Regions from separate parts of the Homo sapiens genome. Here regions 2, 3 and 4 are each linked to region 1. A link is a loop called in an ENCODE intact Hi-C map of the cell type or tissue named here. Cell type or tissue: Calu3. All regions are shown on one strand. Region 1 overlaps XYLT1 (xylosyltransferase 1). Region 2 overlaps XYLT1 (xylosyltransferase 1). Region 3 overlaps XYLT1 (xylosyltransferase 1). Region 4 overlaps XYLT1 (xylosyltransferase 1).

Region 1 (5,000 bases):
TCTTTGTCTTGATTCCAGCAGGCACTTAAGCAGTGCTTGTTGGATTCAGTAGATTTGCCCACTCTGACTCCTGAGATAGACTAGATGCACTTCTAGTCCTTATCTTTCTGGAGTTTTAGCCTCTTGCCTTGTCAGTCCTTTGGTGACCATATGCCACTCAATATTTACGTGGCCTCCGTGGATCCAAGGTCTGCATTTTCCAATCTGGACTCGTATATGTGAAAGAGCTGTTCACGAGATCAGCAGTTTGAGCCAGCCTGACCAACACGGTGAAACCCCGTCTCTACTAATAATACAAAAATTAGCCGGGAATGGTGGTGCATGCCTGTAATCCCAGCTACTCAGGAGGCTGAGGCAGGAGAATCGCTTGAACCCGGGAGGCAGAGGTTGCAGTGAGCCGAGATCGCACCACTGCACTCCAGCCTGGGCAATACACTGTCTCAAAAAAAAAAAAAAAAAAAAAGAGCTATTCAAACTATGGAGTGCCCTAGTAAAATCGTAGCAATGACTCATTCCGCTGTTTGTATGTCTGAAGAGGGACAGTGAGCTAGACTCAAAGGCTCAGGTTCCGGTCCAGCTTTATCATTCACCAGATGGCTATCCCTAGGAAAGTCACTTGACCTCTCTGAACTTTAGTTTTCTCAGCTTGCCTTGTCTGCCTGGGTTGGCAGGGAACCAAGAATATGTGTGAGAGGCCTTTGATAGCATCAGAGCAGAGGCTGTAGACATAGAGTAAAGGGGGGAATGAAAAGGTTCTCATGGTGATCTGGAGAACAGGTACCCCAGCAAAAGGGGTCTCCATGGGAAGGGTGGGCCCAGGGTTGCCAGATCGTCAGAGTTTTTAATAGAAGCCGGAAAGGCGGTTTATTATGATGTATCCCAGCCATCCAATGTTGTCTCGGGTGTTTTTTAAGCACCACAGGTTCATATCAAATTAGATTGCAGACTGTTTCTGGGCCCATGAGCCACCGTTCTGTGATGCCTGCTGTAGGATTTGATTCAGATAGAGGTCGATGGCAATGCTTATTTCCTTTCTGTTACCCGAACCTGCCGATCCAAGCATCCTCCTCAATAACTCTGAAATGCAAGAGTCAATATTAACCAAGGAAAATTTACGTTGTCACCCTCCAGGAAGCCTTCCCTGATCACATCCCTCCTGAATTGAATTGGATCAGAGGTTGGCCAGCCTTTTCTTAAAGGAGCAGATAAGAGGTATTTTAGATGTTGAGGGCCCTTCAGTCTCCTTGGCAACTACTGAACTGTGCCTCTGCAGCCGGAAAGCAGCCAGAGATAACATGTAAACAAATGAACGTGGCTGTGTGCCAATAAAATTTTATTTGCGAAAATAGGCCACGAGCTGAATCTGGCTATGGTATGGGATGGTAATCATTTCCTGATACTCTAGTTAGATACTTTTTTTTCTGAGGTGGAGTCCCACTCTGCCCAGGCCAGAGTACAGTGGCCTGATCTTGGCTCACTGCAACCTGCACCTCCTGGGTTCAAGCCATTCTCCTGCCTCAGATTCCCGAGTAGCTGGGATTACAGGTACCTGCCACCACGCCCGGCTAATTTTTTGTATTTGTAGTAGAGATAGGGTTTCACTGTTTGGCCAGGCTGGTCTCAAACTCCTGACCTCAAGTGATCTGCCTGCCTCGGCCTCCCAAAGTGTTGGGATTATAGGCGTGAGCCACCGCGCCCAGCCTAGATAGCTTTTTTATGTACTACCCTAACACCCTGAATTTAGCCCCTTATCAGCAGTCTACTACCACAACTAAGAATAAACACATTTATTGAGCACTTACTGTGTGCCAGGAGCTGTTCCAACCCCTTCATTTATCTTTACTCATTTCTCACAGTGAGTTTGTGTGGAAGGTCCTGCTGCTATCCCCATTTCACAGATGAGAAGACTGAATCACAGAAAGGTTAAGCAACATGCCCAAGGTCACCCAGCTGAGCTTTCAGACTCAGAAGCAAATAACGCTTTGCTTCTATGGCTCACCCAGCAGGTATTTCACGTCATCTCTGTATTTCCTTGATGCCCAGCACAGGGACTGGCTGTAAGGTTGTGCCCAGGAGTCACTGCATGAGTGACAGGCATTATTTCCGGTTTTGCAAACCTGTACAGGAGGGGTGTAGATACAAACGTTGCATTGTAACCCTTTCTAAATAGACTCAGAGAGTCTGCCTGGGACAAACTTTCCCAAGCCAGACGCCTTTGTTTTTCATGCGTCGAGAATTTGGCAGCTCTGGCTTGGACTTGCACAGGGCTACTTTTAAACATCTGGTTCTCTTAGCAGCCCTAAAATCCAACAGCACCCATAACAACTTTCATCTCTCTGCCGTGGCGCCTTGTGAAACATCACAGCCCCCCTTGGCTGATTGTAGGAATGGTGAACAGAGTCTGCTGTTCACCAACCAACAGATGAGAGTGACAGAGAGGACACTACATCTGAGTCCTTCCCCGAAGGGTCCCTGAAGAATTCCATGTCAATATGGTAAATTGATTCCGATTTGAAAAGCCCTTCACAGATTTCACTGTATTTAAAGGAGTCCCCGATGAGAATCCTTTATATTGTGAATGATCTCCTGGTAATTGATCTGCTTTAGAAGTTTGGCTTCAGTTTAACAGGGGCACCTGTGTTGTTCTGTACTTCTGTGAGCAGAGCTCAAAGTATTATAATGAGCAAGAATAATTATTATGATTATTTATAGGGAGTCATTGTGATGTGCCAGGCACTTGTGACATATGCTTTGTTTTATGTGATTATTTTTATTTTTTTAGAGATAAGGTTTCGCTGTGCTGCCCAGGCTGGAGTGCAGTGGTGCGATCATGGCTCACTGCAGCCTTGAATTCTTAGGCTCAAGTAATCTTTCTGCCTCAGCCTCCCAAGTAGCTGGGACTACAGGAATGCACCACCCTTCCATTTTTTAATATTTAAGAGATTGGTGTGGGTGGGGGTTGATATGATTTGGCTCTGTGTCCCCATCCAGCTCTCATCTCGAATTGTAATCTCCATGTGCCAAAGGAGGGACTTGGTGGGAGGTGATTGGATGAGGGGGGAGGTTTTCCCCATGCTGTTCTCATGATAGTGAGTGAGTTCTCATGAGATCTGATGCTTTAAAAGTGTTTGGCAGTTCCCCCTTCACTCTCATTCTCTCCTGCTGCCGTATAAGATGTGCCTTGCCCCTCTTCCTCTTCTGCCACGATTGTAAGTTTCCTGAGGCCTCCCCAGCCCATGTGGAACTGTGAGTGAGTTAAACCTCTTTTCTTTATAAATTACCCAGCCTCAGGTAGTTCTTGATAGCAGTGTGAAAATGGACTAATACAGGGGGGATGGGCAGGGATCTCACTCTCTTGCTCAGGCTGGTGTTGAACTCCTGTCCTCAAGCGATCTTCCTGCCTTGGCCTCCCAAAGTGTTGAGATTACAGGCATGAGCTACCATGCCCAGCCCAACAAATGCTTTATATACTCTGTTTCATTTGTCCTTTTCAACTCCTCTAAGGGGTAGGTGCTGACCTTTTGCCTATAGGTAAACTGAGTCATAGAGAAGTTAAATTGTGTGCCCAAGGTCACATAGCTGGTCAGTAGCACTGCTGGGATTCAAACCCAGGCGGTCTAGCTCCAGGGCCAGAGCTCTTCCCACCCTCCTCTGTTGTTTTCTCTAAGCGTGGTGGCTTTATTTATCTCCAGAAATGCTGTCCTCCTCCATGGTCTGACATGGAAGCTCAGGTGCTTCTTGCACAGTGGGTAAAGTTGTGCTGTATGTCAGTGAGGATGGACTGCTGCCTCCAGGGCACTCTGCCCAGATGCTCCCTATTGGAATCACTGGGCCATATCAGCTTCTCTGAGAGAGCAGAATGAAAAAGCTGGCAGGGTTGGACTTGGTGGATCGTGTGGAGACCACCGCTGCCTCCCATGGAGAAGATACCTCCATGAAGGCAGAGTAGAAATCTGTTCTCCGTGAACTGCAACGGTGATCGCTGCTGTGGTGGGTGACATGAGCCACCCCTGTACCGTCCAGTGAGGTGGCCAGCAGCCACATGGGGCTATATCAGGAGCCCTGGAAATGTGGCTAGAGCAGTGAGAAATTGAAGTTTTACTTTTATTTCATTTTCATTAATTTAAAACCTGATACCTGATTCAGTTATTAAATATATTTGGAACTACTTGGGTCTGAGAATTTACTTCATTTGACATTTAAAAAAAAATCAATTGGCCGGGCGTGGTGGCTCATGCCTGTAATGCCAGCACTTTGGGAGGCCGAGGTGGGTGGATCATGAGGTCAGGAGATCGAGACCATCCTGGCTAACACGGTGAAACTCCGTCTCTACTAAAAATAGAAAAAATTAGCCAGGTGCGGTGGCGGGCGCCTGTAGTCCGAGCTACTCGGGAGGCTGAGGCAGGAGAATGGTGTGAACCCAGGAGGCGGAGCTTGCAGTGAGCCAAGATGGCGCCACTGCACTCTAGCCTGGGCGACAGAGCAAGGCTCCATCTCAAAAAATAATAATAATAATAATAATAATTAATTAATTAATTCTTTTGAGATGGGGTCTCCCTATGTTTCCCAGGCTGGTCTTGAACTCCTGGGCTTAAACAGTCCTCCCACCTTAGCCTCCAAAAGCACTAGGGTTACAGATGTGAGCCACCACACCCAGACTCATATGACATTTTTCCGAACTCTAAAGATGTAGCATGTATTGCTGGTGAACATTTAGCATCTACATTGAGATATGACAGCATGATCTCATCAGTGGGAGTGGGAGCTAAATATGTGTACACACAGGCATTGAGTGTGGAATGAGATAGATACTAGAGACTGTGAAGAGTGGGAGGGTGGTTGGGGGGGATGATGAGAATTACTTCATGGGTATAATGTACACCGTTTGGATGATGGTATACACTAAAAGCCCACACTTCACCACTCCACAGTTTATCCATGTAACAGAATTGCTCCTGCACCCCTTACATTTATAGAAATAAAAAATAAACACATTGAGG
Region 2 (5,000 bases), 120 kb after region 1:
TTGCAGCAACATGGATGCAGCTGGAGGCCATTATCCTAAGCAAATTAATGACGCAGGAACAGAAGACTACATACCACATGTTCTCACTTGGAATTAGGATCTAAACATTGAGTACACGTGAACATAAAGATGAAAACAGTAGGTTGAACCCGGGGGCTCACCCCTGTAATCCCAGCACTTTGGGAGGCCGAGGCAGGTGGATCACAGGAGGTCAGGAGTTCGAGAACAGCCTGGCCTACATGGTGAAACCCCGTCTCTACTAAATATACAAAAATTAGCTGGGTGTGGTGGTGCATCCCTGTAATCCCACCTACTCAGGAGGCTGAGGCAGGAGAATCTCTTGAACCCCGGAGGCAGAGGTTGCAGTGATTGGAGATCGCGCCACTGCACTCCAGCCTGGATGACAGAGACTTTGTCTGGAAAAACAAAAAGCAAAAAGGTGGTGACAGTAGACACCGAGAACTTCTAGAGGGGGACAAGGGTTAGAAAACTAACCATTGGGTACTACGCTCACTACCTGGGTGAAGTGGTCAATCATACTCCATACTTCAGCATCACACAATACACACATGCAACTAACCTGCACAGGGATCCCCAGAATCTAAAATAAAAGTTGAAATTATAAAAATAAAATAGATAAAAATAGATAACAGATGCCCAACATTGTGATAGAATCTGTTTATTGAGTTGTTGGTAGGATGGTTGTCTGTCTCATGCTATTAAAATATAAGCTCGATAGGAGCAGGCATCTGTCTGTCTTATTCACAGACATGTCCCCAGCACCTAAGATGTACTTGGCACTCAGTAAATATCTGTGAATGAATGTATGAAAAGTCGTTGTAGGAGTTCGCATGAAATGATGTGGGTAACCGCTACCTTTTATTAACTGCTAACTATTCTGAACTGTGTCTTTGCACTGGTTAAGTCAGCGTATCTTTTTAGCCCTGCGAGGTTTTGATATTATAGATAGTTTACGTAGGAGGAAAGCAAGGCTCAGAGAGGGTAAACGACTTTCCCTAGGTCACACAGCTGGGAAGTGGTAGAGCTGGATTTCAGATCCTCAAGAGTGACTCCAGGGCATACATTTATAACAACTTCATCGGACGGTGCCCATCGTGTCCTGGTAGCATATCATGATCACCATGATTTCCATGGCCTACTTCTTGCTCTGAACAGTTGGAGAACTGGACATTGGATACACTGCCTCCAAAGGGAGTGACCAGAGTTTCCTTCTGGATGATGACAGTGCACGCGAAAGTTGGTAGTGATGAGGTTTTTGCATATCCACCCTGAAACTTGGTAGAAAATGTCAGGGCCTATTGAAGTATATGGCCAAGAGGGGTACATTCCATCTTGTGAACAGCAGCTCTCAGTCCAGGCTGCAGAAATCATTTTCCAAAAGCTTGAGTGTAGGCACTGCTGTCACTTTGATTCCTGTGGCCTTCCAATCGACATTGGATGTCCTGCAGGCCATGCCAACCTCAGGCATAAACAGGAAGTGCCAGTGGGGCACCCGCAGCTTACAGAGAGCAGACCTTCAAGATGGCAGCCTCCTTCAGGAACTTGGCCAATGAAAACTTGCTCGGAAGCCCCTGTCCCCAGTAGGTTGGGCCAAGGCAAACACATGCTCATAAAGGAGATTTAGGGGGTGACAGCAGCATATTCATTTGTACCTCTGCATAGTAAAAATAATTTATTAGCAGCTTCTGGGGAAGCTCAGTTCTGAAATCACATGGATGGCAATATTAGGAGCCTATTTCTTTCTCTCTCTCCCCACCCCAAATGGTTCCGGCTTTCAGATGATAGAAATTAACTGGGTTTGTGTGTGTGTATGTGCATCTATATTTATTTATTTACAGGCGCCTCTCCTTATTTATGTCTCTGGCTCCGTGAGCATTTCCATTTCTTTAGAGGCCCTGCGGTAATGAGCTTACAAGTGAACCATTCATTACCCACTGTGGCAGGGTGTGTGTGGGGGATAGGGCCCACACAGGCAAAGGATGAGTTTGAAAACTGGGTGTTTTTCAACAGCAGGAGACCCATTTGTCTCCTTAAGTGCCCCGTCCCAGAGGACCTGGATCGGAGAATGTTGGGGAGGAAGGATGATGGTTAGGACAAGAGGGCTTCCTGGGAGTTGAATCAAGAGAGACAGAGAAGGTGTATAGGGAAATAAAACCAGGGGACAAATAGAATATTGTGGTTTGTGGCTTTCAGGAGTCAGGGGCGTGGCACCAACCTAGAAATGAATCTCAAATAACAGAGGTAGAGAATGAATCACAGGCAGCCAGGCAAGAGGACTTTACACCAGGAACCCAGGCTTTTCAGATAACTCTCTTACTTCTGGACTCCTCCCTTCCCCACCCCAGGCCAAAGATCAGCTCACTTAGTGATTGCTTTCTTCCAGGGCCTTTGGTGGAAGTGGTGTTTCCTCCTGGGGGGGACTTTAGAAACCTGTGGGGCACTGAGCCAAGCGTAGTTGTTAACAGCCCACAGGAGTAACAATGTAAGTTTATAACCATGCTGTGTGATTTGAGGCAAGTTACTTAACCTCTCTATGCCTCCATACTTTCACCTGTGAAATGTGGATACTAATTGCACCTACCCAATAGAGTTGTTCTGGGGTTTTTTGTTTGTTGATGTGTTTGTTTATTTTTGAGATGGAGTCTCCCTCTGTTGCTCAGGCTGGAGTGCAGTGGCGCAATATTGGCTCACTACAACCCCCACCTCCCAGGTCCAAGCGTTTTTCCTCCCTCAGCCTCCCGAGTAGCTGGTATTACAGGCGCACACCACCACGCCCAGCTAATTTTTGTATTTTCAGTAGAGACAGGGTTTCACCATGTTGGCCAGGCTACTCTTGAACTCTTGGGCTTAAGTAATTCCCACGCCTCAGCCTCCCAAAGTGCTGGGATTTCAGATGTGAGCCACCGTGCCCGGCCCTGCTCTGAGAGTTTTAAAGATAATCTATATAAAGTGTGTAGCTCAGTCATTAGAGTAAATGTTCACTAAGTGTTAGCTGGGATCGTTGTTATTATAAAAGGAGTTGGGCTGGTCCTCTCACCACACCTTTGCACATGCTTTGCCCTTGCCTGGAAAGCCCTTTTTTCCTTTGTCTGTCTTGCTCCTTTCTTCTCAAGATGAGGCTGGAAAACTGCTTTCTCTGTGAAGTCTCCTCCATTCTCCTTGGACCCCAGACCATGTGAGGCTCCACACCCTTGATGAAATTCAAATCCTGAGCACACCCATCCCTACACTCCCTTTTGGTCCTATATTAAAATAACTTATATTCATACTTACTTTCCTCTCTTTTCTCAGAATTCCACCAACAGCAGGAAGCATACTTTAGTTCCCCTTCCTATATCCTTTTCCCCTGCCCCATCTGTCAGGGAGTGGACACCCAAATAACATATGTGGAATGAATAAACCTGTGATTTTAACCCCAGCAGACCCAGCCCTGCTCAATGTCACAAATCTTTTAAAACATTCCTTTCACCCAACCAGAAATGAAATCCAGCCTTATTCTATCCTACTTAAACACCCACAACTCTAAAAAAGATCAATAGACTGCTAAAATAGTATGAAGAAGAAATATATGACAGCAATTTATAAACAGATAATATGTTTTATTATTTAAATGATGATGCCTGTAATCCCAGCACTTTGGGAGGCTGAGGCAGGTGGATCACTTGAGGTCAGGAGTTCCAGACCAGCCTGGCCAACATGGTGAAACGCTGTCTCTACTAAAAATACAAAAATTAGCCAGGCATGGTGACGTGCACCTGTAATTCCAGCTACTTGGGAGGCTGAGGCAGGAGAATCACTTGAACCCGGGAGGCAGAGGTTGCAGTGAGCCGAGATCATGCTACTGCGCTCCAGCCTGGACGACAGATCGAGACCCTGTCTCCAAAATAAACGAATGACTGACTGACTGACCGAATGAATGATGGGTGCAACAACATTAGCACTTCTCAATTTTTTTTTTTTTTTTTTGAGACAGATTCTCACTGTGACGCCTAGGCTGGAGTGCAGTGGCATGATCTTGGCTCACTGCAACCTCTGCCTCCCGGGTTCAAGCGATCCTTCTGCCTCAGCCTCCCGAGTAGGTGGGATTACAGGCACCCACCACTACAACTGGCTAATTTTGATATTTTCAGTAGAGACAGGGTTTCATCATGTTAGCCAGGCTGGCCTCGAACTCCTGAACTCCAGTGATCTGCCCACCTCGGACTTCCAAAGTGCTGGGATTACAGGCATGAGCCACCATGCCTGGCGTACTTCTCAATTTTTGATGTGCAGACGAATTGCTTGGGGATGCTGTTAATGTGCAGACCCTGATTCCTGTGGTCCAGGCTGGGGCCTGAGATTCTGCACATCTAACACGTTCCCAGGTGATGCAGATGTTGCTGGCCAGTGGTCCACACTTGGTTGCAAGGGGCTGGAGGATACATGAAGAGGTCAGCTACTGCGTATTGAGTCAGTGAGAATTCAGTAGTTACAAATGCAGGCGGGGAATGGATGTGTGTGTTGGTGACTCACAGCCACAGCTTGTGTGGCCTTTGATGATGTAATTTTCTGAAACTGTGGTCAAACTAAGTGATATAAAATCTCTTCTTGAGTGAAACAGTAGTTACTTTCCTAGAAAATTCAGCTATGTTAAAACCATTCATAATAATGTTGTATCATATGTAAATCTAAGTTAGGCTCCTGGCCTGGATAATTATAAATGAGTTGTTTACGCACAGGACATCTGGGGACGTTCAGAAGATGTGCAGGATGCAGGACAGCTCTTCATTGTCCAGCCACGAGTGTTCCCCTGTCCTGCTGGGTTTCTGATGTTCTCCCACCCACTCATTGCCAACAGCATCCCCCAATCATTGTGATAACTGGAAATGCCACCACACGCTTCCAGAACACCTCATTAGGGACAATGCCACCTCCATCAAACACTCTGGAATACAAGGATCTTTTGGGGTTCTGAGATCTCCGAGGCAAAGCTCAGGAGG
Region 3 (5,000 bases), 83 kb after region 1:
GGAAGAACATGTGCAAATGCACAAGGTGACAAAGAGCATCCACAAGGCAGGAGATAGATGGAGACCAGGGTAGCTGGAGGGAGGGAAAGAGAAATGAGTTTGGGTTGAATGGAGAGGCAGGTTCAGGACATGCTGAGCTTTGTAAGTCAGTCCTAGGAAGGAGAATGGATTTTCTCCTAAGGACTTGCCTGGCTTTTTTCTGTAGTCTCTAAATCTTCCTCCCTCCTTCTGCCTTTTCCCCAGGTGGGCCATCCCCAGCATAGCTCCCAGAGCTGCTCTTTTAAATCATGAGTCAGATGAAGTCTTGACTCTGCGAATAACCCGCCACGTGGCTCCTCATGCCTCTTTCAGTATAAGCCAAGGCCTGACCTTGGCCCACCAGGCTGCATTTGACCTGGGTACCTCTCACCTCTCTACTTTATCACCTCCGCCACCTACACACCTGCCTGACAAACTCGTACCAGGACTGAACTTTTCTCTTTTTCTTTGGCTAAGCTTCTAGCTGTCAAGTTGTATATGAGTTATATAATACAAAGCATCCCTTTTTGCTTTGGCCACCAGGGAGCTCAGAGCCTCATCTAATGTTAATCATAATTATTCTGTTAGCTTTGGTTTGTCAAGTTTCTCCTCTATCACTTTGATTATTGATTTTTCTCTCACTAGTGTAGTGGTTTTCTTGTTTCTGTGTCTTTCATCACAGGCCTTTCTTTCCTGGAATGGGAGGGGATAGATAATAATTTGGTTTCGCATGTTGCTCTCAGCTGATTGTGCATACATTTTCACCCAGTATGCGTTCTCTTGGATAGCAGATGGATGGATGGCTGCCATTCATGGAGGAGCAATTGGTGGGAGTCAGAGAGGTACTTCTCATGCTCCAAGGGAAGCCTGTAGTGCATATTCTAGGACCTGGAATCTAGTGGTTTCTAGAGGGCTCTAAAAAAATGACTGACTCGGCAACGTGCAGCGGGGTGGGCTGACTAAGCACTTTTCCTCCCTCTCTGCAGCACCCCAAGGGTGCTGTTTTGTGGGTGATGAGTGGGCCTGGGGAGGCTCCTGAAGTCAGGGCCCACCAGGTTCCCTGCTGGGGAGCCAGTGACGTGTTAACTTAAGGGCCACACACAAGGGGCCTGTTGCTTCTAATCTTTCTCTAGGATCTCCTGATCTTGAGATTTTGGAGCTCCTGAAATGATTTCTGGACAAGAGTCGACTTTAGAATTCAAAGCTAGTAACTAGTGAGTCGACAAGTTTGGTTTGGCCTGCAGAGTGTCTTAAAACAATTGAGTTCTAATGTTCTTTTGGCTGGACAGACCCTCTCCAGTGTCCTGACCCTCCCAGGGTGGATTGATTTATCACTGATGACCTTGACACATGGCTGAGGCCTGGCCTGTCTGAGGCAACTGCATTTTGAATCTCTGGACAGAATAGAAATAAAAGCCCCTTAATTATATCCCCTTATTCCCATTCTCCCTGTAGGTTCATAGTTTGGGCTGGATCCTTCCAGCCTAATCCACACTTTTCAGCTGAGGATACTGAGTCTTGGAGAGGTTAACAGATGAGGCTGTTTCTTGGGTCCTAACCACAGTCGCTCCATGTCTGGGCAGAACCACTCCCAATGCTATCATGGATTCCTATGAACTTTTTTTTTTTTTTAATGGTTTGGATGTTTTCCCCTCTAATGAAAGGAAACCTTTTCTTGCCTAAGTTACACAGACAGCATTATAGCAGCATCAATGCTGTTGAAGGAAAGAATTCACCCACAGTCCCACGGATCTGGCTAGAAACCAAGCTGTGTGCATGGGTCTAAGCAGTCCCTGTCCACATGCATAGATCATCTCCACATATTTCTAAGCACAGGGAACATTCCCTTCCAAGGAGCCCAACACTCCATAAAAGTCAGCAGGAAAGGGGGGCCTTGTCTGGTAGGTCGCTGGCTGCCAAGGCTGGCTTGTGTGGGAGGCCTTTTTTGGTGGTGTTACAGCTTTACTGGATGTCCTGTCTGTCCCCTTCTCTCTCCCTCCTCCAGCCCCAGCAGCCAGGGGCCTGGAGGTTGGCGGAGGGCTGAGCAGCCCAGCTTCCTGCTTCCTGGCCTCACAAGCAGGCCTCTGTGAAGTTGCCAGGGCTCCAGGGGCAGGGGCTGAGGCTCAGAACTGCAGATTTTTGTCTAGTTCTGGTGTTGGCAGGCAGCCCAGGCCAGTCCCGAGAACATCACCAGACCAGAAACCTGAGAGCAGATGAGGCAGACAGGCACACCTTTGAGCTGGGATAGAGACTATCCAGGAGCCAACAAGGCTGGGGATCTGTGGCCATGGCCCTGGGCGGACATGCCCTCTCTCCCAGCTTCCCTGCTCAGCCCCGGCCAGGGGGAGCTTTTCCAAGAGGATCCGGTTCTTTGGGATGGGTCTGGAACCTACATTTGACACCTAGAAGTCCTTTTCAAATATGAGTACCCTCAGAAACATCTCTGATCCATGAGCGAGTTTGCACTAGTTACCAGAACTTGCCGGAGAAGTAACACTGCATAGTAGCTTAGAGCTAGATTCCCTGAATTCGAGCTCCTTGGACAAGTCACTTTATTCTGTCTTTATTCTGTCTGTGCTTCAGTTTTCCCATCTGCAAAATGGGATAATAGGATTGCTGTGAAGATTAAACAGTAAATAGAATCACGGATACACACATGAGTATGTTGAAAATGGGTGAAAACAAAAACAAAATCTGCAGTCCCGTTAACAGTATTGTACTGATGTGAATTGCCTGGTTTTAATATTGCACTGCAGTTACATAAGATGTCACCATTGGGGGAAGCTGGGTGAGGGAGTGCAGAACTCTGCTATCTTGGCAACCTCCTGTGAGTCTATAATTATTATTTTTTTAAGTTAGAAAGAAAAACATGTTAATGCGGGTAAGGCCCTGAGACAAGACCCCATACATGGTAAGCGCTACAGGAATGCCAGCCCTGATGATCATGAGGATTTCAGGGATGTTTCATTGAGTCCTTCACAGTACTATGCCAGCAGGGATCTTACAGGTAACAGGAGGCAGAACTTCTGTGATCTCCAGGCCCTACCCTTCCCCTGGATCTCCCTCCTACCTGGCCTGAGCTCTGGGCACAGCAGATGAGTCACCCCCTGGGCGTGCCTGGCTTCACGCCTGCTTCATTTGGCTTGGGCAGTGCTGTGTGTCTAGAACGCCCCTCTTCCTCTTGTCTGTCGGCAAGCTCTTTTTCATCCTCCAGCTCACACCTTGACTCTTCTAGAAGGCCTTTCTGGGCCTCAGACCTCTGCTTAAACCCCCATTGATATGGTTTGGTTGTGTCCCCACCCAAATCTCATCTTGAATTGTAGCTCCTATAATTCCCTCCCTCCATGGAGGGACCCAGTGGGAGATAACTGAATCATCGGGGCAGTTTCCCCTATATTGTTCTCATTGTAGTGAATAAGTCTCATGAGATCTGATGGTTTTATAAGGGGAAACCCCTTTTGCTTGGCTCTCATTTTCCTTTTGCCTGCTGCCATGTAAGACGTGCCTTTTGCCTTCCACCATGATTGTGCGGCCTCCCCAGCCACTTGGAACTGTGAGTTCATTAAACTTATTTTTCTTAATAAATTACCCAGTCTCGGGCATGCCTTTATCAGCAGTGTGAAAACAGACTAATACACACAAGGGGGAAAGGAAACTTTTTACTGCCTAAGTTGCACAAACAGCATGAAATCAGCATCAACGTTGTTGAAGAAGGAAGGAATTCACCCACAGTCCCATGGATCTGGCTGGAAACTAAGCTGTGTGCCTGGGTCTGAGCAGTAGGGCAGCTGTTCTCGAAGCGTGGTCCTGAACCAACAGCAGCTGCATCACATGGGAAATGGAAAGAAACGCACCTTCACCTGCCACCCCCAGACTCTTGGAATCACATACTGGGGGTGAAGGCAGGGCTCTAGCAATCTGTAGTTTAACAAATCTTCCAGATGATTCTGATGAGCAGGCTACTGAAGCCCATGAGCAGCCCACGAGGCTGCTCACATGAACCAGAGGACCTAGTTAAGATGCAGGTTCTAATTCAGCCCATCTGAGGTGGGGCCTGGGAGTCTGCATTTCTAACCAGCTCCTGAGTGCTGATACTGCTGGGCTCCTTGAGGCCAAGGTCCACATCTTCTACTCTGATGTAACCCCTTCTGCTACTGTGACAATAAGAGCTTGGTGACTTGCTGTTACAATTTAAACACCGGGTAAATTTGCAGCAGGTGATTATCCTGGGCTGAAGGCAAGGAAGGGAGCCCCATCTTCATCAAGTTTGGGGCTGGAAACAAGATGCGTGTGAGCTGGAAAGGAGGCAGAAGGAAGTTCACCTTTTTCTCCGTGCTCTGACACCATGCTGTGTTTTATTCTAATGGTGTCTGGGAATGGAGCTGTGGGACATGACCCCTGAAAGAAACCCTCTTTGTCTACACTCGGAACAAAGCTCTCTCTTCCTTCTCTCCTTTATTATTATTATTTTTGAGATGGAGTCTTGCTCTGTCATCCAGGCTAGAGTGCAGTGGCACGATCTCGGCTCACTGCAACCTCTGCCTCCTAGGTTCAAGTGATTCTCCTGCCTCAGCCTCCCTAGTAGCTAGGATTTCAGGTGTGTGCCACCACGCCTGGCTAATTTTTGTATTTTTAGTAGAGATGGGGTTTCGCCATGTTAGCCAGGCTGGTCTTGAACTCATGACCTCATGATCCACCTGCCCTGGCCTCCCAAAGTGCTGAGATTACAGGCATGAGCCACTGCGCCGGGCCTGCCTTTTCCCCATTTATGCACTTACTTATTCCACAGATGTTTACTGACCCTGAGTAGGAGGAGGGCACATTATTGAGCAGAAGATGCAATTCCTGCTCTCAGGCCACATCACTATCTGGTGGGGACAGATGCCAGTCACTGAGTGGGACTGTGATAAGTGAAATGGGATTAAATTCCCAGTGTACGGAGACTGTATGACTGTGAGTCTTGACCCAAAGGGAACAGGAGC
Region 4 (5,000 bases), 91 kb after region 1:
AAAGATGTATTGATGAATCCCCTTGTACCAGGATGTTACTGGCCTCTTCAAGGCAGGAAATAAGTATCTGCTGGCTCTCTCTCTGCCATAAAAACTCTCTTTCAGATCAGATTTCCTCTGCACCCAAGCACATTTGATTTAAATCATTTCACTGCAAAATATAAATAAAATAGAGATGACTCCTGTAATGAAAAAGAGAAACACCTCAGTAATACAGTTTTGACTTCCAGAAAATAAGGCATTAAAACTGCAGACTCGGCCAGGCATGGTGGCTCATGCCTATAATCCCAACATTTTGGGAGGCCGAAGCGGGCCGATCACGAGGTCAGGAGTTCGAGACCAGCCTGACCAGCATGGTGAAACCTCATCTCTACTAAAATGTAAAAATTACTGGGCGTGGTGGTCTACACCTATAATCCCAGCTACTCAGGAGGCTGAGGCAGGAGAATTGCTTGAACCCGGGAGGCGGAGGTTACAGTGACCTGAGATAATGTCATTGCACTCTAGCCTGGGCAGTAGAGTGAGACTCCGTCTCAACAACAACAACAACAACAACAAAAACCCCACAAAACTGCAGGCTCATATAACTACCAGATTCTCAGGTCCATTTATTTCAGGTAGCACAAGTGAGTAACCGCCAGTACGTGCACCTCTACAGAGACTACACTCCCAAGTTCAGGCTTCAGCTCTGACTCACTCTAGCTGTGTGACCTTGGGCAAGTCACCCTGCCTCTCTGGGCCTCAGATTCTTCCTCTGCATAGTGAAGGGGCTGGAAGAGATGCCTCTAATACCCTTTTGACTTCATGAATGTAAGGACATTCAAGACTAGGAAACTCAAAATTCCCAAGGGGATATATTTCTAGGAATTTGGATGTTTAATCTTACCAAAGGATTCATGTCCTCATGAATGGGGTACCTTAAAGTTGTGACTTTTCATGTATATAAAAAGATTTTAAGAAATTTATTCATATCCAGTTTTTTGGAAGTCTGTCTGCTGCATAAAGTGAAACACACACGTATAGAGGAATTGTATCTTACTTAGACTTAGAGGGAATATATATATATATATATATCTTTTGTGACAGTCTCACTCTGTCACCCAGGCTGGAGTGCAGTGGTGTGATCTCAGCTCACTGCAGCCCCTGCCTCCTGGGTTCAAGCCATTCTCCTGCCTCAGCCTCCAGAGTAGCTTGGAGTATACACATGCGCGCCGCCTGCCTCGGCCTCCCAGAGCGCTGGGATTACAGGCGTGAGCCACTGTGCCTGGCTGACCTTAAGGCTTCAAAGTCAGTATATAGGGTGAAAATGGTGTGTAGCTCGAATTTTTCTCCTCTCATTTATTATCTGTCTCTTGTTCTCTCTCTCCCAATGTTCTCGCTCCTATTCTCTTGTTCTTTTTCCCTCTCCCAACCGCTTATATTTGCATTCTCCCAATCTGAGTACACACAGACTGTGGCTCCTAAGAGAAGAAAGCACTTGGTAAGTTACCCTGAAATTTCCACATACAGAGGGAGGGTAAAGAGCTTCGGCAGTCCTTTGGCACCCAGAGGCTCTCTGGGTTGGCTTTTTAATCCTGTCTCCTTTTCAGGGGTACCTCCTTCTGTTTGGGTCAGGGAAGGGACATCACAGCAGTTCTCAGCAGGTTCTCAGAGGGTACTGTCCCTTCCTGTCCTTAGCCAGAGGAGTGAGAGGATGAGTCAGACTCAGGTTAGAAGAAAGAAGTGACTGCCCCCACAGGGACTCCCCACCACGGCGGTGTCAGGGGAAGGGGAATCTGAACACAGGACTGACTGTTTCTAACATGTGTGGGCTCTTTTCATGTGGAAATAAAGTTCTCCGGAAGTCAGAGTCTGGGGTTTGCCGGGTCCTTATAGTTACAAATGCTTAGTCGAGCAATACTTCGTCTGTTTAATGCTGTTAAGAAAGAAGGTATTCACGTCTATAATCCCAGCACTTTGGGAGGCGGTGGTGGAGGGATCATGAGGTCAGGAGATCGAGACCACCCTGGCCAACATGGTGAAACCCTGTCTCTACTAAAAATACAAAAGTTAGCTGGGCGTGGTGGTGCATGCCTGTAATCCTAGCTACTCGGGAGGCTGAGGCAGAAGAATCGCTTGAACCCAGGAGGCGGAGGTTTCAGTGAGCCGAGATCGCACCACTGCACTCCAGCCTGGGTGACAGAGTGAGACTCCATCTCAAAAAAAAAAAAAAAAGAAGAAGAAGAAGGTATTCTGTATTATATGTAAATATTAAGAAAACTAAAGCTGCACACACATACACACAAACTCCATTCTGCTGTTCGCTCTTATCCAGAGGACATTTTGTTTTGGAAACTAGATAGGGAAAGTAGTGAGATTAGTTACTGTAGTCTTAGGCTCACATTGGACACATGAACTGGAATCTAAGTTGGAGAATGACTCCCATCCTGTCCTGGGTGGTCAAGACAAGGGGGCATCCTGATTTGGGGAACTGGGATGGCTTTGCAGTCAGCACTTTGCTGAACCTCTGTCGCCTCCTTTGTACAATAGGGAGATGATGCAGGCTCATCATCAGGAGTTAGTGAAATTAAACATGACCCCCGGCCCACAGTGGGCACCCTGCGGCACTGAGTGGTGCTATAAACATGCAAGGACTTCCAGATCATTCCTGTGCCATCTGGAAGCTGTCACCCTTTCTTTCTGGGCCTACAGCTGCAATCTTGGTGAGTTTGCCAAGAAACTTAGCATTGAAATGTCATAGGGTAGTGTTAAATTTTACTATCCAAACCCAAGGCCTCATCTGTGCCAAGTTGGGGGATATACAAATGAATAGATATATTTATCTTGAATGCTTTGAGAGTATTCAGAGAAAATAGGTTACCTTCCCAAGCAGCCTTACTCACCGTGGGCAAAGAAGTAACTGGTAGTGGTTTAACTGGTCCAGCAACTTTGGTCAGAGCCTGTTTGGTTCCCATGACTTTTTGTGGGAAAAAAAAAATCTTAACTGTGGATTTACCAGGTTGTTGACATATGACGCTTTTGGACGTAGGCTTACAGCAGGTTGAGGGCCAAGAAAACATGTCAGCTATTTCAAAGGAGCTGAGCTTGAAGAACTAGCTGAAATAAAACATGTTACAATCACTTTAACACCCTCCCCTGCGCGGTCCAAATGGTCCAAATCCCTGCAGCATTTTTTCGCAGCATGCTTATACCATCCACATACAGCATTTCTGTGACTGGAGGACAGTATTGTGTTGGCAACAGCTTTGGGGAGGAAGGAGGGGGAAAAAAAGACACACTGACAGAGATAGTCATCTTTGCACCTGCCCTTACCTGTGCCTGAAGCCAGAATTCCAGCACATCTGCTCCTCACCTGCCTCTGGTCTTTGATCAAAGGTCATTTTGGGAGGAATGCTATCCCAGCCATTGCTCTGAAAATTGCAAACTGCTGCTCTCCTCTGTTCCTCTGATCTACTTTTTTTTCCCTTCACCACGATGGTTATTACCAACTGACAGACTTTAAGGTGTTACTGCCTTCTTACCTTCCAACATAAGCATAAATTATGCCTTCTTACCTTCCAACGTTAGCATAAATTGATGTCTTATGAACTATCATATATATCTGCATGCACCTGTACACACACACACACACACGCACATGTATATACACACATGCATTGCTCACATATGTATTTTGTTCCTGTATCTTGTGTGTCTGCCACATCATTTGCTCTTAACAAATACAAATTAATAAATCATATGTACACAGTGTTTATAAGATAAGCCTCAGTTCCAGAAATGTCAAAATGATGGGAAAAAAAATCTTCATCTGAAAAATCAGGAGAATGTGGTCAAATGCCTGGATTGTCTAGATTGAGGTCCCATTGATCAACTAATCATACCTGTTTCTAGAATCAGAGTGAAAAGGCTGAATGTGTTTTAAAGACAGACATGTGGCGTGAAATGATTCCTCCTCTTACTCCCAGCCATTGTAATATCATTAGTAATGAAAATGTAAAAGGATTGTAGGTGTCTGTGTTCTGGGCTTATTTCTTAGAGCTTTTCCTAGAACCCTCACAATGGCCCTCTTATGCCAGTTTTATGGCAGAGAAAACTGGGGACTCACGGGGGCATCAACATGTCTCTTTGTTTATTGGAAACATTTTTATATGCTCACAAATAATATGCAACAGCAACAGTAATAGCAGCTAAAGCAGAAGTGTGCAAACTGTCTGTAGAGGACCAGATAGATTAGTAAATATCTGAGCCTTTGCTGGCCACATGGGCTCTGTCACCGCTAAGCAGTTCTGCCAGCGTGGCTGTACAGTAGCTGTAGATAATATGCAAATGAACGGGAGTGGTTGTGTACCAATAAAACTTTGGTTCGCAAAAGAGGATTGCAGGCCAGATTTGGTCTTAAAGCTGTAGTTTGCCAACCCCTGAACTAAATATGATTTCCATGAGGGCAGGAACCACGTCATTATTTTTTACATCATTGTATCTCATGCAGGGAGCCCAATTCTTTGCACATGGTAGTTCTTGAATGAATGAATGAGTAAACCAAGGAATCAGTGAGTGGTCTGTCTTTCAAGATCCATCACGACTGAAGCTCCAGTCCTCCCCTTTCCTTTCCCATGTACTCCCCTTCCCTACCCATACTGCCAACCCTACCCCAGCTTATCCCCTTGCATTAAGCTCACGGTCACATGTGTGCTCACTTGCTAGCTCTCTCTCGCTTTCTCTTTTCTCTCCCCCTCACCCATTCTAGACCCAAGGTCAACCCCTTCCTTCCCTAGTCTTCCTCAAAAGCCTTGGGGGATTGAGTAACCCGTTATTGTGCCAGTGGTGGCTTTTTTCTGGAACCTTTTGAAGTTCTGTGGTTTGTTGATTCATCTCTTTACACCCATCCCTCTTTCAGGAAGGGTTTATGGCAGTCTGCATGGGTGTACTAAACAAAATAAGACTGCAAAAATTAAAACTGAGACAAAGAAAGGAAACACAACCATAGGACCATCATACCT

What was found. Peaks named below come from ENCODE experiments on the same cell type or tissue, not always from the same donor. Only the 100,000 strongest peaks of a DNase experiment are listed, where the experiment ranks them.
Region 2: it touches region 1 in a loop (8-fold over the local background); 9 of 110 quality-filtered maps call a loop at or near these places.
Region 3: a loop joins it to region 1, with 6 times the contacts of the local background. A loop is called at or near these places in 6 of 110 quality-filtered maps.
Region 4: a loop joins it to region 1, with 5 times the contacts of the local background. A loop is called at or near these places in 8 of 110 quality-filtered maps.

The regions. Positions count from the first base shown.
Region 1 is chr16:17,393,291-17,398,290 of GRCh38, reverse strand. All of the region lies in intron 1 of XYLT1 (xylosyltransferase 1), which reads left to right. Among named protein-coding and RNA genes, the nearest start is that of XYLT1, 75 kb to the left of the region's middle. In Calu3, no CTCF peak of the experiment used is centred here; DNase peaks (open chromatin) are centred at 620, 1,280 and 2,040.
Region 2 is chr16:17,272,831-17,277,830 of GRCh38, reverse strand. The region is part of intron 2 of XYLT1 (xylosyltransferase 1); the gene reads left to right. Among named protein-coding and RNA genes, the nearest start is that of XYLT1, 200 kb to the left of the region's middle. In Calu3, no CTCF peak of the experiment used is centred here; DNase peaks (open chromatin) are centred at 2,260 and 4,500.
Region 3 is chr16:17,310,339-17,315,338 of GRCh38, reverse strand. The region is part of intron 2 of XYLT1 (xylosyltransferase 1); the gene reads left to right. Among named protein-coding and RNA genes, the nearest start is that of XYLT1, 160 kb to the left of the region's middle. In Calu3, no CTCF peak of the experiment used is centred here; DNase peaks (open chromatin) are centred at 2,118 and 3,118.
Region 4 is chr16:17,302,632-17,307,631 of GRCh38, reverse strand. All of the region lies in intron 2 of XYLT1 (xylosyltransferase 1), which reads left to right. Among named protein-coding and RNA genes, the nearest start is that of XYLT1, 170 kb to the left of the region's middle. RefSeq lists an enhancer at 1,231-1,731 and a silencer at 4,149-4,218. In Calu3, no CTCF peak of the experiment used is centred here; a DNase peak (open chromatin) is centred at 2,921.